3 separate regions of the Homo sapiens genome follow, and all the other regions are linked to region 2. A link is a loop called in an ENCODE intact Hi-C map of the cell type or tissue named here. Cell type or tissue: ovary. All regions are shown on one strand. Each heading gives the region's core, and the rest is flanking DNA. Links, peaks and the distances in the headings are about the cores only.

Region 1 (5,289 bases), core at 1,515-4,014, 220 kb after region 2:
CTGGTGTCCCGGTGTCTGTATGTGTCCCCTATGATCTAGTCTCAGCTGTCAGATGAGATCACTGCTCTGTGCAAAGGCCTGGAGGAGTCACTCAGAGCCAAAGTCCTTACTGTGGCTGATGAGTTCCCCACAAAGTGATGTGCCTCACTTCCTGTCACTCGACCCCCCTTGGCTGTCACTCCCCATTCCCCTCTGTCCAGTCACACAGGCTCTGGCTGTGCCTGAAAGAGCCAAGACCCGCTCCTTCCATAGGGCCTAACCTCTGGCTGTTTCTCCCACCCAGAACAATTTTCTCCTTTCTATATTTTTTCATTGTATACTACATTCGCCATGATTAATTTAAATTGGATCACATCTGAAAGCTTCTCTTGTCGCTAATTTCAGGGAACAGATGACATTTTACTATTTTGGGTTGGGCCCCCATGCCTGTAATCCCAGCACTTTGGGAGGCCGAGGCAGGTGGATCAGTTGAGGTCAGGAGTTCGAGACCAGCCTGACCAACATGGTAAAACCCTGAGTCTACTAAAAAATAATAATAATAATAAAAATTAGCCAGGCATGGCGGCACACACCTGTAATCCCAGTTAGTTGGGAAGCAGGAGGATGGCTTGAGCCCAGGAGTTCAAGGCTGCGGCGAGTTCTCATTGCGCCATTGCACTCCAGCCTGCACAGCAGAGTGAGACCTTGTCTCTAAAAAATTTTCTGGCCAGGCACGATGGCTCACGCCTGTAATCCCAGCACTTTGGGAGGCCGAGGCAGGCAGATCACTTGAGGTCAGGAGTTTGAGACCAGCCTGGCTAACATGGTGAAACCTCATCTCTACTAAAAATACAAAAATCAGTTGGACGTGGTGGCACACGCCTGTAATCCCAGCTACTCGGGAGGCTGAGGCAGGAGAATCGCTTGAACTCTGAAGGTGGAGTTTGCAGTGAGCCGAGATCATGCCATTGCACTCCAGCCTGGGCGACAGAGTGAGACTCCATCTCAAAAAAAAAAAGGCCGGGCGCGATGGCTCACACCTGTAATCCCAGCACTTTGGGAGGCCGAGGCAGGTGGATCACAAGGTCAGGAGATCGAGACTATCCTGGCTAACACGGTGAAACCCTGTCTCTACTAAAAATACAAAAAATTAGCCAGGCATGGTGATGTGTGCCTGTAATCCCAGCTACTCGGGAGGCTGAGGCGGGAGGATCACTTGAACCTTGGAGGTGGAGGTTGCAGTGAGCCGAGATCGCACCATTGCACTCCAGCCTAGGTGACAGAGCGAGACTCTATCTCAAAAAAAAAAAAAAATTCTAAAGACTATGACACAGGATAAAGAATATATGAAAACACAGAGGTTGCAGTGAGCTGAGATCACGCCACTGCACTCCAGCCTGGGCGACAGAGTGAGATGCCGTCTCAAGAAAAAAAAAAGTATATGACATACACATATATACAGTTAAATGTTATTCAGTCATAATAAAGAAGGAAATCCTGCCATTGGTGACAGCACTGATGAACCTGGGGCACATTATGCTATGTGAGACAAACCAGGCATAGAAAGATGAATACCGGATGATCTTACTTACATGAAGAATCAAAAAGAACCAGATTCCTAGAGGAAGAGAGTAGAAGAGTGATTGCCTGCGGCTGAGGGACAGGGGAAGTGGGGAGAGATGTTGGTCAAAGTGAACCAACTTTCCATTGTAAGGTGAATAAATTCTCTACATCCAGTGTCCAAATGGTGACTGTATTTAAGGATACTGTAATGTATACTTGAAATACACTGGGCCTGGTGCGGTGGTTCACGCCTGTAATCCCAGCACTTTGGGAGGCTGAGGTGGGTGGATCACGAGGCCAGGGGTTCGAGACCAGCCTGACCAACATGGTGAAACCCCATCTCTACTAAAAATACAAAAATTAGTTGGGCATGTATAGGGACCAGCCCCACAGGGTCGGTGGGTTTCTCCCCATGTGCAGAGACAAGAGAGCGTAGAAATAAAGACACAAGACAAAGAGATAAAAGACAGCTGGGCCCGGGGGACCACAACCACCAAGTCGCAGAGACCGGTAGTGGCCCCGAATGCCAGGCTGCACTGATATTTATTGGATACAAGACAAACGGGCAGGATAAGGAGTGTGAGCCATCTCCAATGATAGGTAAGGATGCATGGGTCACATGTCCACTGGACAGGGGGCCCTTCCCTGCGTGGCAGCCGAGGCAGAGAGAGAGAGGAGACAGAGAGTGAGACAGCTTATGCCATTATTTCTGCTTATCAGAGACTTTTAGTACTTTCACTAATTTGCTACTGCTATCTAGAAGGCAGAGCCAGGTGTACAGGATGGAACATGAAAGCGGACTAGGAGCGTGACCACTGAAGCACAGTATCACAGGGAGGCGGTTAGGCCTCGGGATAACTGCGGGCGGGCCTGACTGATGTCAGGCCCTCCACAAGAGGTGGAGGAGTAGAGTCTTCTCTAAACTCCCCCGGGGGAAGGGAGACTCCCCTTTCCTGGTCTGCTAAGTAGCGGGTGTTTTTCCTTGACACTTACGCTACCGCTAGACCACGGTTCACTTGGCAACAGGCGTCTTCCCAGACGCTGGCGTTACCGCTAGACCAAGGAGCCCTCTGGTGGCCCTGTCTGGGCATAACAGAAGGCTCGCACTCTTGTCTTCTGGTCACTCCTCACTATGTCCCCTCAGCTCCTATCTCTGTATGGCCTGGTTTTTCCTAGGTTATGATTATAGAGCGAGGATTATTATAATATTGGAATAAAGAGTAAGTACTACTAACTGATGATTAATTATATTCATATATAATCATATCTAAGATCTATATCTGGTATAACTATTCTTACTTGATATTTTATTATACTGGAACAGCTCATGTCCTCGGTCTCTTGCCTCGGCACCTGGGTGGCTTGCTGCCCACAGGTGTGGTGGCGGGCACCTGTAATCCCAGCTACTCAGGAGGCTGAGGCAGGAGAATTGCTTGAACCCGGGAGGTGGAGGTTGCAATGAGCCGGGATCGCGCCACTGCACTCCAGTCTGGGTGACAGAGCGAGACTCCATCTCAAAAAAAAAAAAAAAAAAGAAATATACTAAAAGGCCGGGTGTGGTGGCTCACGCCTGTAATCCCAGCATTTTGGGAGGCCAAGACAGCTGGATTACTTGAGGTCAGGAGTTCAAGTGCAGCCTGGCCAACATGGTGAAACCCCATCTCTACTAAAAATATAAAAATTATCCAGGCATGTTGGTGTGCATCTGTAATCCCAGCTACTTGGGAGACTGAGGCAGGACAATCGCTTGAACCCAGGAGGCGCAGCTTGCAGTGAGCCGAGATCGCCCTACTGCACTCCAGCCTGGGGCGACAGAGCAAGACTCCGTCTCAAAAAAAAAAAAAATGAAATGTACTAAGAGTGTAAATCTTACTTGTTCTTACCATCAGATTTTTTAAAAAGGTAACTGGTAACAGATGTGTTAATTAACTTCATGGCAGTCATTTCCCAGTGTATATGTGTATCAAATCATCACCTACACCTTAAATGTATACAACTTTTATTTGTCAAAGACAAAAAAACCTACGACACAGGAAGTGATTACAGACAGAGGGGAAGAGGTCTGAGGACTGAGTCTTAAATAGATATTGGCAGACTGCAGGATCTTGTGTGAGTGTCCTATGAACTGAGTTCAGTTCCGCAGTGCTGTGAGTTTTACCCCATCCTCATGTACACATATGTGGTTTGTTTTAGGACACAGTGGTCTTTGAAGACGTGGTTGTGGATTTCACGCTGGAGGAGTGGGCCTTGCTGAATCCTGCTCAGAGAAAACTCTACAGAGATGTCATGCTGGAGACCTTCAAGCACCTGGCCTCAGTAGGTGAGGATAGCATTATTTCTGCACTTAGTTATTAGATAATAAATGTTTTGTCTGGTTGCAGTGGTTCATGCCTGTATTCCCAGTGCTTTAGGAGGCTAAGGCAGGAGGATCACTTGAGGCTAGGAGTTGACAACCAGCCTGGGCAACATAGTGAGACCTTGTCTCTACAAAAAAAAAATCAAAAATTAGCCCGGTGTGGTAGCATGCTCCTGTAGTCCTAGCTACTTGAGAGGCTGAGGCAGGAGAATCGCTTGAGACCAGGAGTTCAAGGCTACAGTGACCCATGATCACACCACTGTACTCCAGCCAGGGTGACAACTTGAGACCCTGTCTCAAATAAAAAAGAAAAAAGAGCCAGGCACGGTGGCTCACGCCTGTCATCTCAGCACTTTGGGAGGCCAAGGCGGGTGGATTGCCTGAGCTCAGGAGTTCGAGACCAGCCTGGGCAACACGGTGAAATGCCATCTCTACTAAAATACAAAAAATTAGCTGGGCATGGTGGTGCGTGCCTGTAATCCCAGCTACTCGGGAGGCTGAGGCAGGAGAATTGCTTGAACCCGGGAGGCAGAGGTTGCAGTGAGCCAAGATCATGCCACTGCACTCTAGCCTGGGCCATAGAGTGAGACTCCGTCTCAAAAAATAAATAAATAAATAAATAAATATTTCTTGCTCATTAAGCCTATTCTAAGATTTAGAATGCAGAAGGGGAATACATTGGTTAATAAGACAGTTATAATCATTGATGTCCTGGACCTAAAATTCAGTAGCTTCTCTGTGATAATAAAAATCTACCTATCAATCTGTACTTTTCTTTCTGCCTTGTTGAAAAGACTTAGGATCAGCCAGGCGCGGTGGCTCATGCCTGTAATACCAGCACTTTGGGAGGCCGAGGCGGGCGGATCACGAGGTCAGGAGTTTGATACCATCCTGGCTAACATAGTGAAACCCTGTCTCTACTAAAAATACAAAAAATTAGCCAGGTGTGGCGGAGGGCACCTTTAGTCCCAGCTACTTGGGAGGCTGAGGCAGCAGAATCCCTTGAACTCGGGAGGCAGTGGCTGCAGTGAGTCGAGATTGTATCACTGCACTCCAGCCTGGGTGACAGAGTAAGACTCTGTCTCAAAAAAAAAAAAAAAAAAGAAAGAAAGAAAGAAAGAAAAAGAAAAGACTTAGGGTCCTTTTGTGTTACCAGCGCAGGTATATACTGGCGGCACAGAGAGGTTAATTGTTTGAAACCTTGTGATGATTTTTCTGTGTATTTAAAATTGTCTACCATTTTGACTGCTTGTACTTTTTTTTTTTTTTTTTTGCTTCTCATTAGTTGAAATCCTTGAGAGGGACAGCATCACAGGGACTCTGTGTCCAGTGGTCTTAGCAGGAAGATTGCTTCAGAATTTGGCATGAATCATGCCACTGTTTCTGTGGGC
Region 2 (5,289 bases), core at 995-3,494:
GAAATCCTCACTGTCACCTGCAGGTGGTGCCCTTGCCACAGGAATGCCCTGGCACCCTTGGGCTCTGGCAGCAGCTGGAATCTTGCAGGATCTGCTACACCAGGGCCTGCCACTCAGGACAGCAGCAGCTCAGGGCAGCAGGGATGAGTGATGAAAGGGCTGGAGCGGCATGCCCACGGGGCTGCAGGAGGCCCAGACTCCTGCCCTCCACCTTGCAGGGCAGCTATGAACATAATCCTTCAACTCTGAATCATGTGTTTTTTTTTTTGTTTTTTGTTTTTTGTTTTTTTTGAGACAGGGCCTCACTCTATTGCCCAGGCTGGAGTGCAATGGTGTAATCACAGCTCACTGCAGCCTCCACCTCCTGGGCTCAAGCGATCCTCCTTCCTCAGCCTCCTGAGGAGCTGGGCCTACAGGTGGGCATCACTGTTGTAGTTTTTATGTTCTGGGAAGGGGGAAGGAATGTGCTTAATTTGTGGGCTAATTTTTAATTTTTTAAAAATAGAGACAGGGTCTTTGCTATGTTATCCAGCCTGGTCTTGAACTCCTGGGCTCAAGTGATCCTCTCACCACCTTGTCCTCTGAAAGGGCTGGGATTACAGGTGTAGCCATTTCACCTGGACAACCTTAAATTACTGAATGAATTTGAAGTGGTCTGGTGCGCCCTTCAACTCACTACCCTGCCAGCGACACCGTACACAACTAGGGCACATCTTATCAAAACCAGCAAACTGAGAGAGGCGGATACATTCAGTGTAGACGCTCACCCCTAGGAATTATTATTATTATTATTACTTTTTGAGACGGAGTCTTGCTCTGTCACCCAGGCTGGAGTGCGATCTCAGCTCACTGCAAGCTCCACCTCCCAGGTTCAAGCAATTCTCCTGCCTCAGCCTCCTGAGTAGCTGGGATTACAGGCACCTACCACCACCCCCGGCTAATTTTTGTATTTTTAGTAGAGACGGGGTTTCACCATGTTGGTCAGGCTGGTCTTGAGCCCCTGACCTCATGATCCACCCGCCTCAGCCTCCCAAAGTGCTGGGATTACAGGCGTGAGCCACCGCGCCCAGCCAGGAATCATTATTTTTAAACAGCCTTATTGTGAACTAACGCCTGTACCATACAACTCGCCCACTTGAAGTGTATAATTCATTGTTTTCAGTATATTTGCAAAACTGGCCAACCATCACCTTTATGTAGTTCCAGAACATTCTCATCACCCTACAAAGAAGCCCCCTCGCCATCAGCCCCCGATCCCCAGCCCCGGCCCCCACGCACACCCTCCCTGACTCTGCGGATGGGTCTGTCCTGGACATTTCATAGAAATGGGGTCACACACTGTGTGGCCTTTTGTGTCTGGTGTCTCTCACTGAGTGTGACGTCCTCAAGGTGCATCCATGCTGTGACCTGTGTCAAAGACTCGCTCCTTTCCATGGCTGAGTCTTACTCCTCCTGAGTATGGAAGGACGTGTTTTTTAAATCCATTCACCGGCGGATGGACAATCGGCTCGTTCCTTCTTGTTGGCAATTGTGAATCTGCTGCTGTGAATATTCGTGTCATAGGAATCTTTTTTTTTTTTTTTTTTGAGACAGAGTCTCGTTCTATCCCCCAGGCTGGAGTGCAGTGGGGCACGATCTCGGCTCACGGCAACCTCCACCTCCCGAGTTCAAGCGATTCTCCTGCCTCAGCCTCCAGAGTAACTGGGATTTCAGGTACCCACCACCATGCCTGGCTAGCTTTTTTTGTATTTTTAGTAGAGACGGGGTTTCCTCATGTTGGCCAGGCTGGTCTTGAACTCCTGACCTCAGGTGATCCGCCAGCCTTGGCCTCCCGAAGTTGTTGGGATTACAGGCAACAATGATTCCCAGCCCTAGGAATCATTTTTAAGATGAGTTCTCACTCTCTGCCTTCACTGCAAACCTCCCTGTCCCCAGCCCTTTAACCCCAGCCCCTGGCTGTCCTCAAGACCTTGGACTTGGCAGTGAGGCGATCCCTGCGGATGCCCCTTGGTCTGCACTCGGCCTCAGAGCAGCTTGGGTCAGAGGCGAGCACAGCGTGGGTGAAGCCGCATCCCAGCCGCTCTGTCCTCGGGCCTTGAGCCGCACCAGCTGGCGCCAGGCTGTCCCCCAGCGACCTTCAGCGGCTCACTCAGCCTGACAGAAACGCTGTGTTTTCATGTTCCCTGTGTGGACAAATCACAATCGACCCGGGCGGCCAGCAGTGGAGACAAGGAGGAGAGACCTCTCCGCGGGGGTTAGGTCCCCTCAGAAACTGCCGAGCTGGGGCAACACGAACCGCTGGGACCTCCTGTTCATAAATTAGTATGGATTTCAAGGCGCCAATAGCCCGGCTTTAAACCCAGCTCAGGGCCCTGGGCACCTATGGGCAGCTGGCCCTTCCACCCAGCAGGCAGGCAAGTCTCAGACACAGGCAAGAAACACTCCAGGTAGCAGGTGCCGAATGTCAGCAGGGAGAGATCAGTCCCCCTTGGGACACAGAGGCCATGGACAGTGGTGGTGGTCAGGGGACCTCGTGTACGAAGGGCTGCCACCGCCTCCCGGCCCTCCCCACTGTGTCCTGGAGGCACTTCTCCAGATCTCTGTCCGACTTCCTTCCTTCCTTCCTTCCTTTCCTTCCTTCCTTCCTTCCTTCCTTCCCTCCCTCCCTCCATCCCTCCCTCCCTACCTTCCCTCCATCCCTCCCTCCCTCCCTCCCTACCTTCCCTCCATCCCTCCCTCCCTCCCTTCCCTCCATCCCTCCCTCCCTCCCTTCCCTCCATCCCTCCCTCCCTCCTTCCCTCCTTCCTTTCTTCCTCCCTCCCTCCTGCCTTCCTTTCCTCCCTCTCTTTCTCTTTTTCTTTCTCTCTCTTACTCTCTTTCTGTCTTCCTTTGTCTCTCTCTTTCCTTCTTTCTTCTTTCTCTTTCTTTTCTCTCTCCCTTTCTCTCTCTCTCTCTCTCTCTTTTTTTTTTAAGACAGTCTCACTCTGTCACCCAGGCTGGAGTGCAGTGGTGCCATCTCAGCTCATTGCAACCTCCACCTCTCAGGTTTAAGAGATTCTCCTGCCTCAACCTCCCAAGTAGCTGGGATTACAGGTGCCCATCACCACGCCCAGCTAATTTTTGTAGTTTTTGTAGAGATGGTGTTATGCCATATTGGCCAGGCTGGTCTTGAATTCCTGGGCTCAGGCAATCCACCTGCTTCGGCCTCCCAAAGTGCTGGGATGACACGCATGAGCCACCGTGCCTGACCAATTTCTTTCTTTAAAAAATTAAAATAGGCCGGGTGCAGTGGCTCATGCCTGTTATCCCAGCACTTTGGGAGGCCAAGGCAGGCAGATCACCTGAGGTCAGGAGTTCAAGACCAGCCTGGGCAACACAGTGAAACCCCGTCTGTACTAAAAATACAAAAATTAGCCAGGTCTGGTGGCAGGCGCCTGTAATGCCAGCTACTCGGGAGGCTGAGATGGGAGAATCGCTTGAACCCGGGAGACAGTGGTTGCAGTGAGCCAAGATCGCACTACTGCACTCTAGCCTGGACGGCTAAGCGAGACTCCGTCTCAAAAAAAAAAAATTAAAATATTCGCATGCCATAAAATTCCCCCTTGTAGAACCTGGAGAATACGATGCCAAGTGAAATAGGCCAGACGCTGAGAGAGAAAAACACTGCGTAATCCCACGTATTGTGGAGTCCAAAAACAAAACAAGCAAAGAACCCCAAATACAGCCAGGCACGGTGGCTCATGCCTGTAATCCCAGCGCTTTGGGAGGCCGAGGCGGGTAAATCACCTGAGGTTGGGAGTTCAAGACCAGCCTGGCTAACATGGTGAAAGCCCGTCTCTACTAAAAATATAAAATTAGCCGGGCGTGGTGGTGCATGCCTGTAATCCCAGCTACTCAGGAGGCTGAGGCAGGAGAATCGCTTGAACCCGAGAGGCAGAGGTTGCAGTGAGCTGGGATCGTGCCACCTGCACTCCAGCCTGGGGAACAGAGCGAGACTCCATCTCAAAACAAACACACAATCAAAACCTCCCAAATACATAGAAACAGAAAGCAGAAGAGCGGTTAGTGGTAGAGGAGGGAAAGGAAGGGGGAGATGGGGGTCAGAGGATACATAGTTTCAGCTGTGTTGGAAACACTGAGAGATGTCACTGTAGCCTGTGAACCAGCTAAAGATATTGTACTATGGGCTGGGCACAAGGGCTCATGCCTGTAATCCTAGTGCTTTGGGAGGTTGAGGTGGGAGGATTGCTGAAGGCCAGAAGTTTGCAACCAGCCTGGGCAACATAGCAAGACCCTAGGCCAGAAGTTTGCAACCAGCCTGGGCAACATAGCAAGACCCTATCTCTACAAAAAATTTAAAAATTTGCTGGGCATGGTGGCTCCAGGGATCACGTGAGCCCAGAAGGCAGAGGCTGCAGTGAACCGAGATCACACCACTGCACTCCAGCCCGGGCAACAGAGCAAGACTCTGACTCAAATAAATAAATCAAAATAAAATAAAATAAATAATAGAAACTGAAAACAAAAACCAGGCCTCACCCACAGTGTCGAAGGCATGCATCTTCTAGGGTTATTAAGGTGCTGGTTGTTATTTTTGCTTGTAATTCTGAAAAGGCTGATAGATTTTATAGCCCAGTATCTCCAAGCAGCGCCCAAGGACACAAACAGCCAGACCCTCAGCTCCCAAACCTGGGGATTTGCAACAGACAAACACAGAGCTGGGAAATTCCGCAGCAGGGCAGATGAGGGATCGATCTGAGTCCCATGATCCTCGGCCCTGCTGAGGTCCCAGGAGGCTGCACACATTGAAATCCACATCCTGAGTGGGGCGGAGGGAGGAGGAGAATCCCAGGAGCTGGGGGGCCCCCCTGGTTTATACCGTCTTCCCCATCAGGAGTTTATCCTGGTGTCTGGAGTGAGAAGGGATCGAAGTCTATTTTTTTCCAGATGAATGTAGGGTCTCCCCCTCGGCACTGTGGGCATTGGGGCCGGATCATTCTCTGGGGTGGGGCTGTCCTGGGCACTGCGGGGAGCTGAGCAGCGTCCCTGGCCTCCACCCACCCCATGCCAGGGGCATCCCCCATCTAGAGCTGTTCCGTTGCCTTGAATTTCTGCCCTCTGGCCTCCCCTGTCCTCATCCTTATGGGATCTTCAGATGGTGCCCTTGAGGCCCAGGGCCCGTGTCCCCTCCTCACTCAGCCCTCCTATCCACAGGTGACTCACAGTCCCCTTGGCACCACCCAGGCGCTGTCCCTGGCCTCGCCCATGGCTAACCTTGGCAGGCATCCC
Region 3 (5,289 bases), core at 1,339-3,838, 72 kb after region 2:
AGGCAGGAGCAGGAGGGGCTGGCTCAAGGTCACAGAGCAGGGGGGTGGAGGCGCACAGCGGGGCTGGAAGCCCACCCTGCTTGGCTAGACTCCTGGGGTTTCCCGCCTGTGCGGGGCAGCCCACCCCCAGACGTCCAGGCAGGGCCAATCTACCCCAGCCCTGGGTCCCTGAAGCCCGGCTCCCGGCCGGGCACGGCGTGGTTGGTGGGGGCGGGGGTGTCAAAGCAAAGCTCAGGGTCAGGAAAGCAGAGAGAGCCGCGACCCAGGGGTCTAGCGGGGGTCACGCCTGACCAAGGGTGGGGCGGGGGTCTGACCCAGGGCCGCCTGGCCGGTGAGGGGTTTGATGGAGAAAGGGCCTGCTCTAGGGGGCCCGAGGGCGCAGAGGCACAGTGCGGGGCCAGCCCAGGGGCGACCCTTGACTCAGGAGGACCTCAGTGGTGGAGAGGAGGAGCCCACCCCGGGGAGGGGGCGCGGAGGGAGGGGCTTGGCTGGGCAGCGGGGCGGAGGGCGAAGAAGGCGGCTGCAGGAGGGAGGAGGCCCTGCCCGAGGGGACCAATGCGGAGAGGGGCGGCGGGGTGGGCCTCGGTGGGGCGGGCTCGGCAGGGGGGCGCCCTCCGGGTGGGGGAGGGGAGGCGGCCGGGAGCTGTCCAAGGTGAGCGCGGAGGGGCCGGCCGGGCCCGGCGGGAAGGGACGGGGGACGCCCGGCGAGGGGCCCCGGAGCCACGCGGGGAAGGGCCCGGCCCCAAGGCCCGGGAGGCTGGGGCCGGGACAAAGGAGGGACGCGCGGCGGGGAGGACGGCCGGCTGGGGGCTGCGCAGGGACCCCCTCCCCGCCCCGGGCCGCCTACCTGGGCCCGCTGGTCCCTGCGGCGCCGCGGCCGCTGCTCCTGCCCGCTCCGGTGTCCGCTGGCGCCGCCGCCCCCCGCCCGCCCGAGCCGCCGCAGTCGCGCCCGCGCCGTCCCCGCCCGCCGGGCCCCGCGCTCCGCCCCGCCCCGCCCCGCCCCGCCCCGCCCCGGGGACCCGCGCCCACGGGGCCGGCGCGCCGCCCGGCCAAGGTCACCGCCGCCCCACGCGGGACCCCTGCCCGCGCCCGGGGTGGGAGAGGTCGCCAGGATCCGGGACCCCCGCCCTGCCACGTAGCCACCTGCGCGCGCCCTCCCTCGGGGTGGGAGCTGGGGCCGCTTCCCGGGGAACCCCGAGTGGGGGCCAGGAGCCCGGCTTGGGAGGAGCAGAGTCCAGCCGGGGGTGGAGGGCTTTGGCAGAAATGCGGATAAAGGGGGTGCAGAACGGGACCCCTGAGGCCGGCTGGGGCCCGGTCACACGCAGGGCGGGGAATCAGAGGGGTGCGTTGTGAAATGAGTAAGTCGATAATCAACAATCAATGAACAGGTTTAGAAGCGGGCAGAGGCGGGAGGGTTCAGGTCAATGGGGTGCACCTGGAGGCCCACCCATCCCAGGGGCCTGGGCAGGGGCGGGATGGGGGCAGAAGCGGACTCAGCGCTCTGTAGGGCTGGTTTTGTGGAGGCGGAGGCAGCCCATGGCAGTCAGGCCTAGGGAGGTGGGGGGTGAGCAAAGGGGGCTGGCGCTGCTCTGCAGCGGATGGGTTTGCCGTTTTCGGTTAGGAAAATGTTTGTGTTCCCCCAACAGGAGGTGTCTTAGGGGAGCACTGGCTTTTCTGATGCGTCTGTGTGTCCACAAGAGACCATGGTTCCGCCTCCATTTTGGAGACCGGGAGGCCGAGGTTCCTTTTGGCCTCATCGGGCAGATCCCAGAGGAGACTGGACTTTGGGGTCTAGTGACCAGGCCAGAAGGTGCTCTCAGGGGTGGGTGCGGGACAGTCCCAGGCCGCAAGGCTGTCAGAGGAAGGCGCCCCTTGGTGGAGAGGCCAACTCTGGGACCCACAGGGGTCTCTCCAGAGTCAGAGCCATCAGTGGGTGAGAGGCTGGTCTGGAAGGTGGTGAGCTCCCCATCACCAGGCCTGTGAGCAGGTGAACCCCTTGGGCCCTCAGCTCCTGGGGTTCTCCATGACCCACCATTTCCATGGCCCTGGATGAGGTGGGCCCATCTGCCTCTGCGGAGACTTGGCACTGCCTCCAAGACCACTCAGTCCCCTCTCCTGTTGCCACTGAGGCTGGGGCACTGAGGTTCAAGCGGCTTTGGGGCTCAAGGAGCTCTATTTCTCCCTGATTTGACCCCACTCCCCCTCCTGGCCTCCAGACCCCTTCCTCCAGCCCTCCTTCCACTCTGCCACTCAATGCTCCAACTGCAACATGGGCCTCCCCTGCTCTAACGCCACCCATGGCTCCCTTCTCCCAGGCCAAGGTCCAGCTTCTCAGCCTGGCATCCATGGCCCGGCCTGAGTGCTCCTGGCGTGCACCTCCCTCCCACCCTGACCCCAGCCCTGCGGGAGCACCTCAGAGCATGGCCCGGCCCCTGACCCTCATCTGGGGGTGCCCTCAGCAGGAGATGGAGACAGCCCTGAGGGCAGACAAATCCCAGCTTCTGCTCTACATGGCTGCCTGCAGGGAAGTGCCTTCTCAAGCATCGGTTCCCCCATCTGTGAGTGACGTCACTGTTGCCCGCCTGTAGGGTTGCTGGGAACACATGGGCAGGGCGCCCACCTACACGGGGCTGCTGGGCACCCAAGCACTCAGACGGCAGCCCTGCCCCTTCCCAGTCCGCCTGCCTGCCTTCGTCTCCTGAGTGACCCACCAGCGTGGGGCAGGGCGTCGGGCCGGCTCCCTGTCTCCTCCGGGCACCAGCTCAGGCCGGGGCAGGCTGACTCATGCGTAGGAGAGTGGGCAGGGCGGTAACTCCACGCTGCGGCTGCTATTTATAGCTCCCAGGCCAGGCTGTGGGCCGCGTGAGCCGGCGAGGCCAGGCCCTGTTCCCCTCCTCGCTGTCCCTGAGGAACGGGGTCTCCACACATGGCCCGCGGTGCCCAGGCCACAGATGGCAGTGAGCTCTTCCGAGCACCCAAACTAGGACAGCAGGAGCTTCTCCCCCATGGTGGGCCGGGGAGCAGAGGGTTCCGCCTGGCCTTTGTGAGTGGGGGTGGGTGGGCGCCCCAGCTCTGCCTCTCCATGGAAAGGTCCGTGATCCAAATCTCAGGGGCCAGGGCACTTGCACACTGGGGCACTGAGCAAGCCGGGGCTGGCACTGGAGTTTCCTGGGTTCCCTGCTGCCTCTCATACCCGAGTCCCTCTTTGGAGAGTCCCTCGGCATCCTGAGAGGCACAGAGGTGGGCGAGGAGGACTGAGGCCGGCTGCATCTTTGCCAAAGAGAAGAGGACCTGTCAACCTCTCCAGCTCGCGAGCTGGGCAGGATCCACAGGCGTCCACGTTGAGTCCCCAGGGTGAAACCCACCGGGGCAGTCTGCATGGGTCCTGCAAACACAAAGTGCCAGTGTAGTGGGTGCTGGGCCCTCAGCAGTCTGTACAAGGCCACTGTCCCTGCTCCCATCTGGAAACTGCTGCTCAGAGAAGGGAAGCGGCTCGCCCACGGTGGCCTAGTGGGAAAGAGGTCGGTCCGGATCCATCAGGCTCTGAAGCCATAGCCCAGCCTGCTGGGGATAGACGGCCACCCCCTTGTGATCCTCTTGCCCTGTCCCTGGCTATCTGCAGTCTTGTCCTGGGGACACTCGGCCGGTCCTGCCTTACAGATCTCCTTTCAGCAGAACAGCAAGGGACGGCGTTCATCTGCAATGTCCAGCTCCTCCCCCGGCCCTGCAGCTCCACGACCGCTCTCCTCACCCTGCTGCCCTGACCAGGGCCACGTGGGCCTCACTGAGCCCCGGCTAGCCTTTGGAGAGGAGGGCAGTGGGGTCCGGCCTCAGCTCTCTTCAGTGGTCTCTGGACCATGTGGGCAAAGCCGAGGTTGCACATCCTGGCCTCAGGGGGCAGAGTCACCCCAGGGGCTCAGCCACACAGTTGCTTTTCAAGTTTAGCATCTGTCAATCAATCAGTCAATCAATCTACCACCTATCTATCTATCATCTATCAATCATCTATCTGTCATCTATCAATTAATCTATCAATCATCATTTATTAATCATTTACCTATTATCTATCAATCATCTGTCACCTGTTCATCTATTATCTATTAATCATCTACTTATCTATCTATCTATCGAGACAGGGTCTCACTCCGCCACCTAAGCTGGAGTGCGTGGTGAGGTCGCAGATCACTGCAGCCTTGACTTTCTGGGCTCGAGCAATCCTTCCTCCTCAGCCGCCTGAGTAGCTGGGACTACAGGCACACACCACCAGGCCCGGCTAATTTTAAAAAATTTTTCTCGGCCGGGCACGATGGCTCATGCCTGTAATCCCTGCACTTTGGGAGGCTGAGGTGGGTGGATCACACGAGGTCAGGAGTTCAAGACCAGCCTGGCCAACATGGTAAAACCCCGTCTCTACTAAAATTATAAAAAATGAGCCCAATGTGGTGACATGCACCTGTAATCCCAGCTACTTGGGAGGCTGAGGCAGGATAATCACTTGAACTTGGGAGGCGGAGGTTGCAGTGAGCTGAGATCACACCACTGTACTCCAGCCTGGGCAACAGAGCAAGACTCTGACTTAAAAAAAAAAAAAATTCTCGAGACCATCCTGGCTAACAAGGTGAAACCCCGTCTCTACTAAAAATACAAAAAATTAGCCGGGCGCGGTGGCGGGCGCCTGTAGTCCCAGCTACTCGGGAGGCTGAGGCAGGAGAATGGCGTGAACCCGGGAAGCGGAGCTTGCAGTGAGCCGAGATTGCGCCACTGCAGTCCGCAGTCCGGCCTGGGCGACAGAGCGAGACTCCGTCTCAAAAAAAAAAAAAAAAAAAAAAAAAAAAAATTCTGGGCTGGGCGCAGTGGCTTACGCCTGTAATCCCAGCACTTTGGGAGGCTGAGGTGGGCAGATCATGAGGTCAGGAGTTTGAGACCAGCCTAACCAATATGGTGAAACCCCGTCTCTACTAAAAATACAAAAATTAGCCAGGAGTGGTGGCAGGCGCCTGTAAACCCAGCTACTCAGGAGGCCCAGGCAGGAGAATCGCTTGAACCCAGGAGGCACAGGTCACAGTGAGCCGAGATCGTGCTATTGTACTCCAGCCTGGGCGACAGAGCAAGACTCTGTCCCAAAAGAAAAAAAAAATTCTGTAGAGATAAGGTCTTACTATACTGCCCAGGCTGGTGGCATCAATATTTTAAAATACAGAGACCATTTGTCAAAAACCAGTTTGCCTTCAAAGATGAACAGGCTGACATCCCCAAGCCCATTTCTTTTTCGTTTGTTTGTTTGTTTTT

What was found. Peaks named below come from ENCODE experiments on the same cell type or tissue, not always from the same donor. Only the 100,000 strongest peaks of a DNase experiment are listed, where the experiment ranks them.
Region 1: a loop joins it to region 2, with 2.5 times the contacts of the local background. A loop is called at or near these places in 69 of 110 quality-filtered maps.
Region 3: it touches region 2 in a loop (1.9-fold over the local background); 14 of 110 quality-filtered maps call a loop at or near these places.

Annotation. Positions count from the first base shown.
Region 1 is chr19:2,869,761-2,875,049 of GRCh38, forward strand. ZNF556 (zinc finger protein 556) reads left to right here. Exons shown (of 4, transcript NM_024967.3): 2 at 3,736-3,862. It also overlaps the pseudogene RPL35AP38. Among named protein-coding and RNA genes, the nearest start is that of ZNF556, 5.1 kb to the left of the region's middle. In ovary, for the core only: a CTCF peak has its summit at 2,661 (motif pointing left); no DNase peak of the experiment used is centred there.
Region 2 is chr19:2,648,616-2,653,904 of GRCh38, forward strand. All of the region lies in intron 1 of GNG7 (G protein subunit gamma 7), which reads right to left. Among named protein-coding and RNA genes, the nearest start is that of MIR7850, 21 kb to the left of the region's middle. RefSeq lists a silencer at 1,899-2,074. In ovary, for the core only: no CTCF peak of the experiment used is centred there; a DNase peak (open chromatin) is centred at 2,103; H3K27ac peaks cover 889 bases.
Region 3 is chr19:2,720,457-2,725,745 of GRCh38, forward strand. It overlaps DIRAS1 (DIRAS family GTPase 1), which reads right to left and starts at 916. Exons shown (of 2, transcript NM_145173.4): 1 at 848-916. RefSeq lists an enhancer at 3,121-4,033. In ovary, for the core only: no CTCF peak of the experiment used is centred there; a DNase peak (open chromatin) is centred at 2,795; H3K4me3 peaks cover 127 bases; H3K27ac peaks cover 950 bases.